2 separate regions of the Homo sapiens genome follow, and region 1 is linked to region 2. A link is a contact called in ENCODE Hi-C or POLR2A ChIA-PET data. All regions are on one chromosome and are shown on one strand. The core of a region is the stretch at or near the end of the contact, and the rest is flanking DNA. Distances in the headings are between cores, read along the strand shown.

Evidence for each region. Hi-C counts contacts between places; a loop is a spot of excess contacts on that map. ChIA-PET counts read pairs that join two places held with the same protein, here RNA polymerase II (POLR2A). Pooled maps may share reads with other maps.
Region 1: a loop to region 2 is called in a map of psoas muscle, with 5 times the contacts of the local background. The contact joins the enhancer-like site here to the promoter of UBE2QL1 in region 2. A Hi-C loop is called at or near these places in 9 of 168 maps with a recorded cell type or tissue (aorta, ascending aorta, gastrocnemius medialis and 2 more) and 8 of 50 pooled maps. POLR2A ChIA-PET finds 5 or more read pairs at or near these places in 1 of 52 experiments (naive thymus-derived CD8-positive, alpha-beta T cell).

What each region holds. Positions count from the first base shown.
Region 1 is chr5:6,549,423-6,555,550 of GRCh38, reverse strand. No RefSeq gene overlaps it. Among named protein-coding and RNA genes, the nearest start is that of LINC01018, 30 kb to the left of the region's middle. Within about 2 kb of position 4,075, at least 2 of the 41 ENCODE cell types and tissues checked have a DNase peak (open chromatin) inside an H3K27ac peak, as active enhancers do; they include gastrocnemius medialis and psoas muscle, where a contact is called at or near this core.
Region 2 is chr5:6,444,491-6,450,311 of GRCh38, reverse strand. UBE2QL1 (ubiquitin conjugating enzyme E2 QL1) reads right to left here and starts at 1,453. Exons shown (of 2, transcript NM_001145161.3): 1 at 1,065-1,453. The coding sequence starts at 1,418. LOC105374639 (a long non-coding RNA gene) reads right to left here and starts at 975. Exons shown (of 2, transcript XR_007058679.1): 1 at 1-975. RefSeq lists a silencer at 1,421-1,490.

The DNA.
Region 1 (6,128 bases), core at 2,826-5,325, 100 kb before region 2:
ATGATATAATAATGTATTTGCATGTACTGAACAGTAGAGCAGAAATACATAAAGCAAACATGCTTAAAGATGCAGAAAGAACCTGATGAAAAAATACAATGGAGAGGGAGGAATTTCCATTTACCTTTCTCAGAATTACATCTAATTAATACCAAAAATAAGCAGGATACTAAGGATTTGAAGAACGCAATTAGTAAACTTGATGTATTAAGTAAAAAAGAGCCACAGATCTGCTGAAAGGCAATGTACATTTTCTCCCCCTAGGTCGAAGGAACACTTATAAAAACAGTGTTTTGCCAGAAAGAAGATTGTAATACATTCCAAAAATTAAAGCGTACAGGCTGCAGTCTCTGATCATAAACCGGTGAAGCTGGAAATAGGTAGTGATAAATAACTTAAGATAGTTGGATATAAGAAACACATTTCTTGATACCACTTAGGTCAAAAAAGAATTAAAAGGAAAATTACTATGTAGAAACCATAAAAAGAGAAAAATTCTTGCTAAAATCAGTGAGTCAGAGAGAATAACACTTTCAGGAAATGTGTCATCTCTAATGCCTTCATGATTAAAGAAGAAAGAGGAAAAATAAGAATACTTAGAATTCTTTTCACAAATTTTGCAAAATAACAATGCAAACCTTAAGAAATTAAAAGAGAGAGGATTAATACAAAACTTTTCTTTTTTTTTTTTTGAGACGGAGTCTTGCTCCGTCACCCAGGCTAGAGTGCAGTAGCACGATCTTGGCTCACTGCAAGCTCCGCCTCACGGGTTCACACCATTCTCCTGCCTCAGCCTCCCGAGTAGCTGGGACTACAGGTGCCCGCCACCAAGCCCGGCTAATTTTTGTATTTTTAGTAGAGACGGGGTTTCATCGTGTTAGCCAGGATGGTCTGGATCTCCTGACCTCATGATCCGACCGCCTCGGCCTCCCAAAATGCTGGGATTACAGGCGTGAGCCACCGCGTCTGGCCAGATTAATATAAAACTTAAATGAATGAAATGGAGAATGAGAAAGACAATTCCGAAAGCTGTGTGGGGCTTTTTTCAGTACAGCCCAATCTCTTCCATGGAAATTTGTATATTCATGTTTTCCATGTCTGATGTTCTGTGTGGGGCAATGTGGCCCGGCTGCCCCTAGGAGATCTGGCGTTCCTGGGTTCCTCTCCCACCCCCTGGATCTGAAAAGGAGCCAAGCTCTCCCCAAGTGTCTTAGGACGAGCCAGGTGAGGGGCCCTGGTCCCACCCTGGAAGCGGGAAACACATCTGGTACCTGTTGGGCATCTGTAACTGAAGCAGAACTTGTGGGCGCCCAAGTTTCTAGCGGAGGAGCGCTCCTGGGGAAGCTGGATAGTCTGATTCATTCACAGCACTGAGCTTCCCAGCCAGAGAGGTGGACAGGCGCTGGGCTGGGCCGGGGTGGGTCTTGCCCAGCTGCAAGGAGTGTCTGCAGATCTAAGTGTGCAACTCTGCTCTGCTCACTGGTGTGGGAGGCGGACATGCCGTCTCCTCCTTCAGCCTTAAAGAGACCCCAGTCCTTCCTCGTGAGCTGTGTGAGGCCACGTGTCCCTGTGGGGACCCTTCCAGCAGGCCTGATCTCCTTACCTCCCTCTCTCAATCCTTCTTGGAATTCTTATTTTTACACGTGCACACAGGTTTGTATGATTCTATACTGATTTATAAACGTGATCACATTATACTTATTGCTGTGTGTGTGTGTGTGTGTGTGTACACAAAATCTCCCTTTCACACTTTGGGAGGCCAGGAGTTCAAGACTAGCCTGACCAACATGGCAAAACCTCATCTCCACTAAAAATACAAACAATTAGCCAGGCGTGGTGGCGCATGCCTGTAATCCAACATACTGGGGAGGCCGAGGCATGAGAATCACTGGAATCTGGGAGGCAGAGGTTGCAGCGAGCTGAGATTGTGCCACTGAACTCCATGCTGAGTGACAGAGGGAGACCTTCTCGAAAAAAAACAAAAAATCTCCCTTTCAGCTTGGCTTCTCTCCCCTTCTCCCTCCCCAATGCCAACCGGCCTCCACGTGCAACCAACATTCATAAGATCCCTCCCTCTCTCCCTCCCTCTGTTTCCTTCATTCCCTCCCTTACTGACTTCCTGCCTCCCTTCTTATCTCCTTTCTGCTCTCATCCTTTTCTTTTCCCTCCCCGTCTCCCACCCTCGACCCTCGCAGGATGACAGCATCACTCAGCCCAAAGGTGCTGGAGGGTTTGAGTCTCGGGAAGATGAGTGCCTTCTCTGCATTTTTGGCAAGTCCTCTGGGATGACACTTTTCTTAATGTTTATTTACGAACTGTCATTTACTGGCGGGGGAGCAGTGGAGAGCTGTGCGGGTATTCAGGGCCCGTGGCTGCTCGGGACTGGCCGTGTCACTCTGCCCAGTTCCCCGCTGTCCCCATGCCATGGTGGCACAGGGCTCTGTGCACAGGAGATGGCGGCTAAATATTGAATACGTTTATTGACTTCTCTCCCTTGCCAGACCAGAGCAGCTATTTGGGAATTGCGTTCATTTTTCTGGATAGAAAATGTAGAAACATTGCAACTGGGGAGTTAGGGGAGCGCGAGAGCCCGTCCAGCCTGTGGCCTCTGACCCTGACTGCACACCAGGGAGTCTTTACATGCTGATGCCCAGGCCCACGGAGCAGGGTTCTCTGGGACAGGGAATGCTCATAAGTTCCCCGGGTGGTGACACTGATCAGAGGTCATGAAAACCGCTGATGCCCAAAGACCAATGATGATACCCAGAGAAACCTGCTCCACATTGGCATCCCAGAGGGTCAACTCTGCCCTGTGCAGCCCTGGACACAGGTCTGGAGTCTCATGTGCACTACTCTCCCCGGACATCAAGGTGAGTGTGTCAGACAAAAGAGGTGTCTTCAGCCTTGGCTTCCTTTTAGCTGACTGCAGAATGCCTGTTTTTAACCAACGATGAAATGAAAACGCATTGTGGGGCCAGAGCTGAAAGATGGCCCAGAGTTCTGAACGTGCAATTGGATGATGTTGGCTGGGATCAGAATAAAGGCCAGGGATGGCTTTCTGAGCCTTTTTTATTTTTCATGCTTTCACTGATTTTGCAAACAGGGAGGCAGATGGCAGAGACCAGCAGAGAGGAGGCTCGTGGCAAAGGGTCCCACCTGGCTTTGAACCTGGCTACACTGCCTGCTTGCTGTGTGATTCAGTCGCGTTTCAATCCCCTCTGTGCCTCAGTTTCCTTATTTGTAAAAGGAGACTAAGGTGAGTACTACAGAGGGTCACTGCCCATGTTGAATAAGTTAATCTGTGTGAAGTCATGAGCAGTAGGACTGTGGCATGCCCTTGTGACCATGCGCCGTGGCCCAAGCCACTCCTCTGCTCCCCATAAGCTCTTTCTGCTTCACTTCTGGAATATTCCTGCCAAGAAGTCATATCCCTTCAGCTGTCGGTGCTGAAGGTCTCCAGATGGCAGAGTGCGAGTGGCTTCCTTCATAGAATCACTTATTTGACACCTGCTATATGCAGGTGCGAGAGGTGCTGTGGATATGATGGTTATGGGACACAGATGAGGCCGGGCTCCTGTGGAGGGGCTTCCCTTCAGCATGGGGGCGGGGGCGGGGGGAAGTAGGTGAACACACAAGAGAAAGATCACATCATGCCAGACACCGTGCAGAGCCCGGGGAGTCAGCCAGACAGCGGCCGTTTCAGCCAGGCTGTTCAGAAGCCTCTCGGAGGAGGTGACCCTGATGCCCAGAAGCACAGTAGATCCGCAAGGCCGGGAAGGACGGCCCTCCAGGCAGAGGGCACAGCCTGGGCAAAGGCGTGGAGAAGGGACACAATTTGTGTATTTAGGGGACTCACAAGGAGGTGAGTTGGCTGGTACAGAGGAGGCCAGTGGGGCTTGGGCAAGATGTGCCAGCTGGTTGGATCATGGAGACTTCCTGGGCTGGCGGGGGAGACCAGCACAGTGTTCTGAGCATCCTGCCAGGGAATAGGCAGTGAGCCGAGGCTACCAGCTGTTCAGCCTTGGATGAATCACCTGCTGTGTAACCTGGGCCAAGCCTGTGGTCATGTTGGGTCTCAGTCCTCACCATGCTATGCGAGGGTGAAATTGGGACCACAGGCCCCTCCCACACCCATACGCCATACTTCCCATATAGGCACGTCTCCCAGATCATCACCGGCTTGCCTCACTAGCTGCTGAGCTGCTCCAACTGTAACATGTAGCTCATTGCAGTGGAATGCAACACAATAAATGTCCACTGCAGACGTTACTATATTACTATATCCACTTTCTGTCACCCTGACATGGGAAAAGTATCCACAGGACACCATCATTACCTCCCAGGGGGCTACCATGATATTCAGGAGAACAAAAACTATCTTGGCACTGTGACCTATTTGTGCAATACTATTTAAGGACATGTAATAAAAAGCCCAACGGTGCAGTAGGAGCTTAGAGGGGAGGGGTCATTGATGGAGTAGTTTTGTGACTCCTCATGGATGTGGAATGGTGTGCACTGGAACGATGAGGGGAGCGGCCCTTGATAGGTGAGGAGAGCAGACTCATCGAAGGGAGCCAGTTAGGGCCTGGGCCCAGAGAAAAGCCAAAGAAGCAGCCCAAAGAACGCACGCTGCAGTGGCCAGAAACCCCAGCTCCGTGGAGAGTAAGGATGGTGGCCACTTTTGGCGAGTGGGTGTTGAGAAGACATGAGAGGCTGCTGAGAGGCTGGGAATTTCTTGCCCTGGGGCATGACATGGGGACCTCAGGCATGGGCTAGAGGCAGAGTCTCATGCTGGGAGGAGGTGAGCTGGGAGGGGAATGTTTGCTGTGACTGTGGCTGAGTCTTAGCCTGGATGATGGAGGCTCATGGGTAGCAGCAGTCGCTCTACCCTGAATATTGTTCAAGGGTTGTGCAAATGTTGGTGTGGGGCTGGTGGGACAGCAGCTCTGCTGCTGGTGTGGACTGCAGGGGAAATCCAGAACAGCAGTCATGAGGTTGGAGGGCCTGGGCTTAGATAGTGGCATCAGGAATGAGTATTTGGTATACTTAAAAGTCATTTCACACTTTGGGAGGCCAAGGTGGGTGGATGACTTGGGATCGGGAGTCCAAGACCAGCCTGGCCAACATGGTGAAATCCCATCTCTACTAAAAATACAAAAATTATCCGGGTGTGGTGGTGGGCACCTGTAATCCCAGTTACTTGGGAGGCTGAGGCAGGAAAATCGCTTGAACCTGGGAGGTGAAGGTTGCAGTGAGCCGAGATGGTGCCACTGTACTCCAGCCTGGGCAACAACAGTGAAACTCCATCTCGAAAAAAAAAAAAAAAGTCATTTCATGGAGAAATCGGACTTCATACACTGCTGGTAGGAATGTAGGATGGTGAAGCCATTTCAGAAAACCATCTGGTAGCTCCTTCAAGGATTCAACACAGTTACCATATGGCCCAGCAGTTCCCCTCCTAGGTATATGCCCAAGAGAAATGAAAATATATGTTTGCACAAAAACTTGCACATATGACAAGTTACAGCAGCATTATTCATAATAGCTAAAGGGTGGAAGGAATGCAAGTGTCTATCACCTGATGAGTGTATAAACAGAATGTGGTCTACCTATACAGTGGCATAGTATTTGGCCTTGAAAAATGAAATACTGATACGAGCTACAATATGGACAAACCTGGAAAACATTATGCTAAGTGAAAGAAGCCAGTCATAAAATGACAAATATTGTGTGATTCCATTTATATGACGTGTCCAGAAGAGTAAAATCTATAGATCCAAAAGTAGATTAGTGGTTGCTTAGGAGTCTGGGGGTGGCTGAGGGGCGGGGGGCATGGCTAAAGATAAAGAATTTCTTTCCTGAGGTGATGAAATGTTCTAAAAATGATTGTGGTTGCACATATCTGTGTATACTAAAACCTATTGAATTGTACACTTTAAGTGGGTGAAGTGTATGGCTGTTTTTAAACAGTCCTTTCAAAGGAAGCATTCACCAAATTTTTGGACAGACTTGATTTGGGAGATGAAAAAGAGGGAAGAGAAAGCCCACTGGGCTATAGGTGTAGCATGTTGCCTGTAGGAATTCACCCTGTTCTTGTTCCAATTCTCCTCCCTTTTCATTAAGATGGG
Region 2 (5,821 bases), core at 204-2,703:
TCAGGAGAACTGTTTGGCCCTTCGTTTCGTATTTCGTTAAAATCTTTAGCCCTGATAAAGGATTTAACTGCTTGGGGCAGTGAGGTAAGGGGATGAAGAAAAAGAAGCAGGTCTGAAAGAGACCAAGACCTGGAACGTCTACCCCAGAGGTGGTGGTCCTAAGGGGTTCGGGGAAGGAAGGGGGTGCTCTGAGGGGAAAACAGGCATTGCCGTGGGGGGGGGGGGTCTGGTCTTGTCTCTTAAGGGAATGCCCAAACCACACCGCCGCCTCTCTAGAGTGAGTTCCCAAGAGCAAAATTTCCACCTTTCCAGGAGAGGCAGCCCAGAAGAAGGCAGGGGGCGGATTTACAAGCAGGCAGCTGTCCCTCCCCACGGCACCCACCTGCAGATCTCCCACCCGAGTCCCCTGCGGAGGAGCCTTGTGTGTGTGTGTGTGGGGGGGGTTGGGGAGGTGGGAGATCAGCTAGGTTGGACACTTAAATCCTGAGGTCCAGAAAAAGTTCTCACCTTCATAGAGATTATAGGGACAGGAGATTGAGGAGCAGACAAGAGAGGGGCGAGAAAAGGTGAGACGGAGGGGAAAGAAGAGTAGGGGAGCCAGGGAGGGTGGAGAAGGAAAAAATGAAAAAGGAACGGGGGTGGGAATAGATGGGGGGACAGAGAAAGGGGTGAGAGGAGAAAGAGTCCAGGAGGAAAGGGAGAGGAGGGTATGGGAGAGGGAGGCTAAGGAAGAGGGATGGAAGAGAACTATGAAGGGATGAGGAGAGAATGAGCAAGCTAGAGAGACCAGAGAGACGGCAGAGACCGATACCAGAGAGACGGGCAGAGACTGAGACCAGACGGGGACGGGAGAGACGGGACGGAAAGCAGGGGCAGGAAGAAAACGCTCAGGGAAAAGAGGTGGAGGCGCTCGGAGCATCCCCGTGGGGCGCTGGTGTAGTCAGAGCAGGGAGCGAGATGGCCGGAGGGGCCGGCGCTGGCCCTCACCACGGGGCCCGGGCGCCCGGCGGCGCTGCAGACCCGATCTCGGCCCCGCGCCCCCAGCCCCGGCGCGCTCGCCTTACCTGGCCCTTGACCAGGCTGGCTGCGAACTGGCGCATGACGGCCTCCACGGTGTAGGCGCTGGACCAGCCGCGCGGCGTGAGCAGCTCCATGCAGATGGCGCCGCCGTCCAGCACGTAGCCGTTCTCCAGGCGCGGGCTGAGCACCCGCATGAAGGGCGGCGAGAAGGGGAAGTTGTCGGGGAAGGTGAGGTTGAGCAGGATGAACTCGGTGTTGGTCTCCTTCATGTCCTGCCACAGCACCGAGTCCTTGTCCACCTGGTGCAGCTTCACGTTCCAGTCGAACAGGCTCTCGTCCACCAGCTCCACGGAGATGAAGCGGTCGCTAAGGCGCGCGATGTCCTGCAGCTCCTTCATGAGCCGCCGGCTGCGCACCTGCGTGCAGTGTTGCTGGCGCGCCGCGGGGACCAGGCTGCCGCCCGCCGCCGCCGCCACCGCCGGGCCCGGCCCCGCCCTGGCGCCCGCTGCCCTCTCGCGGGGGCCCCCGGCCCCCGCCGCAGCCGCCGCCGCCGCCGCCGCAGCCGCCGGCGCCTTGTCGCGCGGGGCCAGCTCCGCCGCGCGCTTGCCCTTTCCCTTGCCGGGTCCCGGGCTGGCGTCGCCCGCGCCCCCGGGGTGCTGCTGCTGCTGCCACTGTGTGGTGTGTGTGTGCGAGCGTGGTGTGTGTGCATGTGATGTGTGAGTGTGGTGTGTGGTGTGTATGTATGTATGGTGTGAGTGTGGTGTGGTGTGTGTGTGAGTGTAGTGTGTGTAGTGTGTGGTGTTTGCATGGTGTGTGTGAGCATAGTGTATGAGTGTGTCGTGTGTGAATGTGTGATGTGTGTGTGGTGTGTGTGGGGTGTGAGTATGGTGTATGAGTGTGTGGTGTGTGTGCATGTGTGTGCTTGTGTGATGTGTGAATGTGTGATATGTGTGGTGTGTGTGTGGGGTGTGTGAGCGTGGTGTATGAGTGTGTGATATGTGTGTGCGTGTATGTGGTGTTAGTGTGTGAGTGTGTGGTGTGTGACTGGGATGTGGTGTGAGGGTGTGGTGTGTGTGTGCTGTGTATGTAATGTGTGTATGGTGTGTGTGAGAGTGATGTGTGAGTGTGTGAGGGTGTTTTGTGTGTGGTGTGAGGGTGATGTGTGTGGTGTGTGTGTGTGGTGTGTGTGTGGTGTGTGTGAGTAGTGTGTGTAATTGTGTGTAGTGTGTGGTGTGTGTGGTGTGTTGTGTGTGAGCGTGGTGTGTGTGCTTTGTGTGAATGTGTGGTGTCTGAGTGTGGTGTGTGGTGTGTGTGGTGTTTGCATGGTGTATGTGAGCATAGTGTATGAGTGTGTAGTGTGTGAATGTGTGGTGTGTGTGGTATGTGTCGTGTGTGTGGTGTATGAGTGTGTGGTGTGTGTGTAGTGTGTGTGCATGTGTGTGCTTGTGTGTGGTGTGTGAATGCATGATATGTGTGGTGTGTGTGGGGGTGTGTGAGCGTGGTGTATGAGTGTGTGGTGTGTGTGTAGTGTGTGCGTGTGTGTGGTGTTTGTGTGTGTGTGGTGTGTGACTGATGTGGTGTGTGTGTGGTGTGTTTGTGGTGTGTGTGTGAGGGTGTGTGTGGTGTATGAGTGTGTGGGAATGTGTGTAGTGTGTGCGTGTGTGCGGTGTGTGTGATGTGTGTGTGATGTGTGTGGTATGAGTGTAATGTTTGTGGTGTGTGTGTGATGTGTGTGGTGTGTGGTGTGTGTGTGCAGTGTGTGTGTGGTGTGTCTGTGTGTGATGTGTGTGGTGTGTGAGTGTGTGTGGTGTGTGGTGTGTGAGTGTGTGTGGTGTGTGGTGTGTGAGTGTGTGTGGTGTGTGGTGTGTGAGTGTGTGTGGTGTGTGGTGTGTGTGTGCGGTGTGTGGTGTGTGTGAGTGTGTGAGTGTGTGTGTGGTGTGTGGTGTGTGTACGGTGTGTGGTGTGTGTGTGTGTGTGTGTGCGGTGTGTGGTGAGTGTGTGAGTGTGTGGTGTGTCTGTGAGTGTGTGATGTGTGGTGTGTGTGTGAGTGTGTGAGTGTGTGGTGTGTCTGTGAGTGTGTGATGTGTGTGGTGTGTGTGGTGTGTGTGTGCGGCCGAGCTGTCCAGCGGTGAGGCTGTAGTGGTGGCGAAGTACAGGAGAGATTACGCCGGAAGCCTGCATGGTTTAGGATTGTAAACCTTGCTGCCGCTGCTGCTGGTGGTTTGGCTTTGAACTTGAGGAGCGTCCGAGTTCTCCAGGAAAGCCTTTCACTCTGGGTGCCGTCATGGTGACTTCTTGTTTTTAACTTCTTTTACCATTTTTACCTTTTCTAAGTTATTAGAAATTTTCACTGAAAAATAACTCTTCTGGCCACTGTGGAAACAGTTTCAGGCCTGAAAGGTTTGGGGTCGGGTGATTTGGGGTTGTCTGCGGGAGAGCCAGTTGACAGCGTGAGCTAAAAGAGTAGGGGTGCCTGCACGCCTGGGTCCCCGAGAGGCGACCGGCAGACGAGTGCGTCTGCAGAGGGCTGGGGGCCTGTGCTCTCAGGTGGGTGCCCTGGCAGTGGGAATCTCAGCTGCGACGGGAGGGCCTATTTGCCCTGGTTTCATGGTTGATTTTGTTTTGTTTTGAGACCTTGCTCTATCCAGCTGTTTTGTCTGTTTGTTTGTTTGTGTTTTTTGTTTGTTTTTATATGTATGTATGTATTTTTAAGATAAGGCGAGAAGGATGACAGTGTCTGTCTGTAAAGTCCTGGGAGCTCATCTAACATGAGGGACCGGGCAGGTCGGCAGGCTCTACATGTTTGATTTAACTTCCACAGAGGCCCTCTCAGATTTCATCTGACCCCTTTCACTGGTGTAGAAACGGAGTCTCAGGGAGGCCCAGCAGCTTCCCCAGCTCAACCACGTGCTGGGAGGCCCAGCTGGGGTCCACACCCAGCGGGGACCCCCTGTGCCAGCTCCGTGCTTCTCTACCTGATGCCCCACGCCGGCTGCATTGCTGGGTCTCAGACTCAGTTGCGGTCTCTGTCCTGCCCTGGGAGGTGAGAAAACGTCTCCTGGGCGTGATTGTCCGGATTTCAGAACCCACTGACCTGGGCCGAGGCTTCAGAAACTCTTTGTAGCAGTGACAGCAACTGATCCCACTTGAAGGACACACGTCATCAGATGTGGTTTGGGAGTGGTTTAGCTGAAATTGCATGCAGCTTTCTGTGAGGCCTCTGTTTCTGAATGGAGTTATTGCTAGGGAGATCAAATACCTTACTGTCTGGTTGTAGATTTTTTTTTTGTAAGTGGAAGGATCACAATTAATACTGATGCTGGGTCTGGGCTCACGCCTGTAATCCTAGCACTTCGGGAGGCCAAGGTGGGCAGATCACTTGAGGTCAGGAGTTTGAGACCAGCCTGGCCAACATGGTGAAACCCCATCTCTACTAGAAATACAAAAATTACCCAAGTGTGGTGGTACACACCTGTAATCCCAGCTACTTGGGAGGCTGAGGCAGGAGAATCCTGCCAGGAGGATTCTGAACCCAGGAGGTGGAGGCTGCATCGAGCTGAGATTGGGCCACTGCACTCCAGCCTGGGTGACAGAGCAAGATCCTGTCTCAAAAAAAAAAAAAAAAAAAGAAAAGAAAAGAAAAGAAAAGAAAAGAAAAGAAAAGAAACTTTTGCTGAGACAAGAGGCCAAGCCAGAACAGGCTGGCATGGAGATGGTCATCACCTCTCTTGTTCCTGTCCCTCACACTTAGAGCACCTTGGATCAACTCTTAAAAAGGCTGGAGCTAAAGGTTAGTTAAAGATTGGAAACAACCTAAATTTACAATAGGAGGGAAAGTGTTAAGTAAATCACACTGAATCCACTTAGAATATATTTTGCAGCAAGAATGTTACAGTTATCAAGATTATATCGCAAAATGGAAATATTCATGATCTACATAATAATTTTAAGTGAGAAAGTAGAGTGCAAAATTATATCCACATGGCAGCTACAACTACATATAACTATGCACAGGAAAAAAGACTAGAAGGAGAAATTTTGAATGATGTTATCACTATTATCATGTTAGTACAGGTAGAACATCTCAATTTCGTCCTTCCTCAGTTCTCCAGCCCATGGATCCAAACATTTCCTTCAGTGACAGGATGGTCAGGTCAGGGGTGGGCAGAAGGGGCTGTGTGGTTTGTAAACCCCCCTCCTTCTTCCATCTCAGAAGATTCTAGAAAGTTCTGCTTTACCCCTGGCATGAACAGATATTTACCCAGCCCAGCAGTGTGTAGAGGTTACATTGTGTTTTAGTTATTCCATTTTGATTTTCAAATATTCTAAAATGGAATGTGTACCAGTAAAAATGAAAAAAAAATTATTACCGAATGTTGTCATTTTATTGAAGATTAGACTTATAATATTGAGACAGTTGAATTAAGGGCATTTATCATAGTTACATAAAATAATTTCTAAGGACAACTGTGGGTATGTAGCTCCTGCTATGTTGTTGAGTACTGAGGGGTGGGGAAGGGGAGTGGTTAGGGAATCTGCAGACAGCCAGACACCATGTTGAGAGGAAGCCCAAGCCACTGAGGGGTGGGGAAGGGGAGTGGTTAGGGAATCTGCAGACAGCCTGCACCAGTCTAGCATGAAGGGAAGAAAGGAAGGGAGAGAGGGATGCTGGTCATCACAAGAGGCCCATCATCTGAGAATAAGTCCTATCTGCCAATGACTCCTCCATGAACATTCACCCAGTGGTCCCAGGTGCCGCTGTCTCCAGCTGCAGCTTCTATGAAGACATGAAGAGCTGTGG